2 separate regions of the Homo sapiens genome follow, and region 1 is linked to region 2. The links are chromatin loops, found by intact Hi-C in ENCODE. Cell type or tissue: B cell. All regions are shown on one strand. Links, peaks and the distances in the headings refer to the core of each region. The heading gives the core; the rest is flanking DNA. Region 1 overlaps ADARB2 (adenosine deaminase RNA specific B2 (inactive)). Region 2 overlaps ADARB2 (adenosine deaminase RNA specific B2 (inactive)).

The links. Hi-C counts contacts between places; a loop is a spot of excess contacts. Peaks named below come from ENCODE experiments on the same cell type or tissue, not always from the same donor. Only the 100,000 strongest peaks of a DNase experiment are listed, where the experiment ranks them.
Region 1: it touches region 2 in a loop (23-fold over the local background); 1 of 110 quality-filtered maps calls a loop at or near these places.

Annotation. Positions count from the first base shown.
Region 1 is chr10:1,453,077-1,455,878 of GRCh38, reverse strand. The region is part of intron 1 of ADARB2 (adenosine deaminase RNA specific B2 (inactive)); the gene reads left to right. Among named protein-coding and RNA genes, the nearest start is that of ADARB2-AS1, 72 kb to the left of the region's middle. In B cell, for the core only: no CTCF peak of the experiment used is centred there; a DNase peak (open chromatin) is centred at 1,228; H3K4me3 peaks cover 780 bases; H3K27ac peaks cover 1,441 bases.
Region 2 is chr10:1,576,374-1,579,175 of GRCh38, reverse strand. The region is part of intron 1 of ADARB2 (adenosine deaminase RNA specific B2 (inactive)); the gene reads left to right. Among named protein-coding and RNA genes, the nearest start is that of ADARB2-AS1, 51 kb to the right of the region's middle. In B cell, for the core only: no CTCF peak of the experiment used is centred there; a DNase peak (open chromatin) is centred at 1,605.

The DNA of each region.
Region 1 (2,802 bases), core at 51-2,550, 120 kb after region 2:
TTCATGGAAGACGTATTTGTGTGGTGATAGGTGAGAAATAGACAGAAGGGGGGAATAGTTTCTAGATATAAAAATCGCTTGCTTTTGGTCAGTTCTTCCCTATAAAAAATAAGTTTGCAGTTCAATGAATCAGAAATGAATCTGTATCCATGAAGAAATTTGGAAATTGACAATCGTAAATGGCTCAGTTCCCTCAAATATAGTAGTAGTAAGAATATTAATTTTTAAAAAAGTAACAATCCCAAAAAGAGTTTTTCTAATGCTATGAAAAAACTGGATCGAACACATTAAACTTTTTTAGAGAAAGAAACAGCAATACCTCCAACTTAGCTCTGGCCAGAGCTTAACTTTCCATAAAGACACATCAAATTGTTTTCTTTTTAATCTTTTTAATCTTCTGTTTTCTCTTTTTTTTTATTTTTGTTCATTTAGATCTAGCTGCTTCATCCATGATACATAAGTAATTCAATATCATCATAGTCTGAATAGCCTGGCTCCCTAACTTAGGAAGTCTGTATTTCCTAATTATTTTGCTCATCATAATTGTTTTAAATTAACATTTTAAATTCAGAGAGTGACTATTTTTAAAGACATTTCAAATGATTACATTTCTTCCAGGTGGCGCTTGATTTGCACCTGGCAAAAGAACAGGGAAGCATCTGGTCCTTAACAAAGTTCCTCCTCTCACCTGCAATCCATCCTCACTAAAGCCAGCTGCCAACTATTCATAAGTGTAAGCAGGATGTGGCTTTGCCTGTAAATAAACTGTACCTGGGAAAATCACGTTGTTCAGTGACAAGGTATCCACTCTTTCCACTGAGGGGGAAAAGCCCTAAAGGAGTTTGATTCCAGTCTCGTGTTTCGTAAGCAAATTTCTACAACGTGACTAAACTTATTTAGAATTTCCTCTGTCGCTTGTTGGTATTAAACAGCAACCTGGCACCATCTCAATTCATGAAGAATATTTGAAGACAAGACTGAGTTGCTTGTAAAGCTCAGCAAGGGTCTTCTTTTTTCTGTTCTTTTTTTAAATTATGGTAAAATATACATAACACAAAATGTACCCTCTGATCCACTTTTGAGTGTATAGGTCGGTGGCACTAAGTACATTCACACAGTCGTGAGCAATCACCACCATCCGTCTACAGAAAGTTTCATCTTCCAGAACTGAAACTGTCTCCACGAAACATTAAGCCCGTTACCCTCCCCGGCCCCAGCAACCACCCTCTGCTTCCTGTCTCTGTGGGTGTGAGGACTCTAGGGACCTCATGCAGGTGACATTGTTCATTGTTTGTCCTTTTGTGACTGGCTTAGTTTCCATTGTAGATGGTCCCTAGGGTTCATCCATGTTGTAACATGTGTCAGAATGTTCTTCCTTTTTCAGCTGAATAGTAGATATTCCACATTTTCTTTGCACATTCATCTGTCAATGGATAGATGCTTCCAAATTTTGCCCATCATAAATTGTGCTGCCATTAATATGGATGTATAAATTCTCTTCAAGTCCCTGCTTTCAATTTCGTTGGGTCTATGATATGGTTTGGCTCTGTGTTCCCACCCAAATCTCATCTTGAATTGTAGCTCCCACAATTCCCAGTGTCATAGGAGCAACCCAGTGGGAGGTAACTGAATCATGGGGGTGGGTCTTTCCCATGCTGTTCTCATGACAGTGAAAATATCTCACGAGATCTGATGGTTTAATAAAGGGCAGTTCCCCTGCACACGCTCTCCTACCTGCCGCCATGTAAGATGTGACTTTGCTCCTCATTCCCCTTCTGCCATGACTGTGAGGCCTCCCAAGCCATGTGGAACTGTGAGTCCATTAAACCTCTTTCCTTTATAAATTACCCAGTCTCAAGTATGTCTTTATTAGCAGCATGAGAGCAGACCAATACACTATATAACTAGAAGAATTGCTTGACTATATGGCAATTTTATTTTTAATTTTCTGAAAATAGCCACACCATTTTCTAGAGCAGCTGCACCATCTTACATTCCCACCATCAGTGCACAGCGTTCCATTTTTTCCCACATTCTCACTAACCCTTGCAGTAGCCATTCCAGTGGGTATGAGGCGGTAACTCGCAGTTTTGGTTTGCATTTCCCTAATGATTAGTGACGTTGAGCTTCTTTCCGTGTGCGTACTGGCTGTTTGTTTACCTTCTTTGGAGAAACGTCTGTTCAAGTCTTGTGCCTATTTTTTAATTAGATTCTTTGTTTTGTGTGTGTGTTCAGTAGTAGGAATTTTTAATATTGTCTAGAAACCAATTCGTATCAGATCTATGATTTGCAAGTATTTTCTCCCATTCTGTGGGTTGCCTTTTCGAAAAGGGTACCGAGACCATTCAGTGGAGAGAGGACAGTGTTCTCAAGAAACAGTGCTAAGAAACCTGGATATTCACATCCAAAGGAATGACGTTAAACCCTTACATTACACCATATACAAAAATCAATTCAACATGGATCAAAGATCTAAATGTAAGAGCTAAAACCTTCTTAGAAGAAAACATAGGGGAAGCGTCATGACATTGGATTTGGCAAATGAATTTCTCGGATGTGACACCAAAAGCTCAAGAAACAAAAGGCAGAAAGAAATTGAACGTCATCACATTAAAAATGTCTTGAGCATCAAAGGGCACAATCAGCAAAGGGAAAAGCCCATGATTTACTTGGTTTTTCCATGGGGAGACAGGGAAGAGCTGCCTTGTCTAACGTCTTGCTGATACAACTCCTTCAAGGCCACGTTTTGCAGACGTGGGGGAGGGAAGAGAGGATGTGGAATTAAATTCTAGGTAAGGGACT
Region 2 (2,802 bases), core at 185-2,684:
TGAGCATCTTCACCTGCCTGACTCTAAGTACTTGATATAAAGCGGTGTGCTAGGAGGATGCCAGCCTATCAGAGCTGGAAGGCAGGGTAAACTGAGGCAGTGTGGGCACCTGGGGCTCTCCCACCTCGTGGTATCCTGATCCATCCCGCTCGCTATCCACCTGCCTCCTGCCCTGATGGGCCAGGCTTGCTGGTCCCTGCCCACCTCTGCCCCTGGCTGCGGCATCCTTCCTCTGTGTCCCACCCCAGACCCCAGCGCCCAGCCTCACCAGGCGCATGGGGAAGCTCTCCCAGGGCCCCAGGGAGAATGCATGAGTGTGGGCCTGTGGGTGCTGGTGGTGTTTGTAGGTGTGTGTATATGCGTGTGTGTGCATATATGGGGGGGACATGTCTGTAAACGAGTACCTGTGTGTATAAACATAGGTACCTGTGTGCGGCGTGAATGTGTGCCTGAGTCTGTGTGAGTGTGCATGAGCATGTGTGTGCACACACTTCTCTCTGTGTGTGTGTGTGTTTGGGGTAACATGGTACACAGTGTGAGCTCATGGAGAACAGTGGTTCAGCCAAGGATTTGGGTACCCGGCCCGACAGCACCCACGGCTGCCAGGGGAGCCTCCAGACCCACGCCAAGGGCCCCAGGAAGCCGAGCACTCACAGGCGGGGCTGCCTTTGCACCAGCACAGCTCCCAGCTCACTACTGCCAGTGACTTGTTCAAGCTCAAGTCTGTCCTAGAAATAAAGCCTCACGCAGGTTTCAAAGTCGCTTGCAGTGATAAAATGAAACTAAGTTGTTTATATTTTTAATTTAAAAATGTCACAATTAACATGAACTCATTAAAGAAAAATAAGAAAATTTTAGTAACGCAATATTTTTAAATGTGTATTCAAAACAGGGATGAGTGTGACTTCATGCTTTGTCACCTGCTCTTTTTTGCTGCCTGGCCCTCCTGCCTCTGCACGTGCCATCTGTTCCGCTGCGGGAAGTGCTGGGAACCCCTTAAGTTCACCTCGTTCAAATTTCCATCCTATGGGGTGGTGAAGAGGTATAAATGATATACAGCACACACCGCCTTGCTTTGCTGGGTCTGCTGAAAGAAGCCCCGCAGATGGGGTGGCTGGAGCAACTGACTTTCCTGCTTCCACAGTCCTGGAGGCTGGAGTCTGAGATCAGCGTGTCCACAGGGCTGGCTCTGCCTAAGGCTTCTCTTCATGGCTTGCAGCCACTGTCTTCTCCCTGTGTCCTCACAGGGTTGTCCCTCTGGTTGTGTCTGTGTCCTCATCTCCTCTTTTTATAAGGACACCAGGCAGATCGGATTTGTGCCCATCCTAATGATCTCATTTTATCTTAATTACCTGTTTGAAGATCCCGATCTCCAAATACAGTCACCGTCTGATGTCCTGGGGGTTAGGGCTTCAGCATGGGACTTTGGGGGACACAGCTCACATGCAGCACATTGGGCTGCTCCCTGTGTGTCGTGTGCGGCAGGGATGGTGGGGCTGCACATTCGCTCCACCCACCGTCCTTTCCCACCGTCCCCTGGGCACCACCCTCACCAGCCACAGCCACAAGGCCTTCGTACAGCCTGGCACGTTCACAGCTGCCAGCCCTGGTCGGAGGCCCTGGTCTCAATGACGTCAGTGCTAGTCTGGGGACAAGCCCCACTGCTTTTGGATAGAGTCACCAGACCAAATAAAGGAGACCTGATCAGATTCTAATTTCAATAAACAACATCCACCTTCTGTGTGCATGAGGGTATCACTGCAGCTTCTGGATGGCCTTACACCAGGATGCACCTGAGCTTCTTTCCATCCACCTCCTGTGTGCATGAGGGTATCACTGCAGCTTCTGGATGGCCTTACACCAGGATGCACCTGAGCTTCTTTCCATCCACCTTCTGTGTGCATGAGGGTATTACTGCAGTTTCCGGGACAGCTTTGCACCAGGATGCACCTGAGCTTCTTTCCACCCACCACCTGTGTGCATGAGGGTATCACTGCAGCTTCTGGATGGCCTTACACCAGAGCGCACCTGGGCTTCTTTCCTTGCTGTGTCTGAGCCACCCCAGGCCTAGGGCTCTACAAGGTGGAGAAAGTTGGAGGGTCCTTCGTGAGAACTGCACTGAATCTGTTCAATCAGCCATGGGAACCCAAGGGGACAGCAACCACTGCACCTGCTGAGCCTCCCCGGGCCAGCAACCTACCCAGAGCCTGAGGCCCGCTGTCACCCAGCCCCAGCCCCTTGGAGACACCTCACTGCCTCCAAGACCAGAAGGGGAACTGAGGCTTGGAGAGGGCAAGCAGCTGCTGCCCCAGGGCCACACAGCAGACTGAATCGCACTTGACGAAGTCCACACGCCCCTCCTCATCCTCCACCTTCAATGTGTTTTGCAGCCATTGTCCCCAAGGGCCTTTCCTTGAGAGACCCTGGGGATGTGGGTTTCAGGGCTCAAAGCTTCAGGAAACACAGCTGCTCCATCTCCAACTGGAGGGTGCACAGCGCCCCTCCGCTCACTACAGACTGATGATCACCTGTCTCCAAACGGGGGTTGCACAGTGCCCCTCACCCACTTGAGACCGAAGATCGCTGGATGGAGACACAGACCTAGCACTGCTTATCCCTGGGGTCCCACCTGCAGTTCACGGGACCCTCAGTCCTCTCGGCTCCTGCCAGCACCACAGAACCATAGCATGAACTGCTGCTACCGTATTTGCAGGAAGTCCAGCAGGGAGAGCCCTCCTGCAATGGCCCCTGAGCCCCTCCAGTGATCCTGAGCCCCCTCCTGTGACTCTGAGCCCCCTCCTG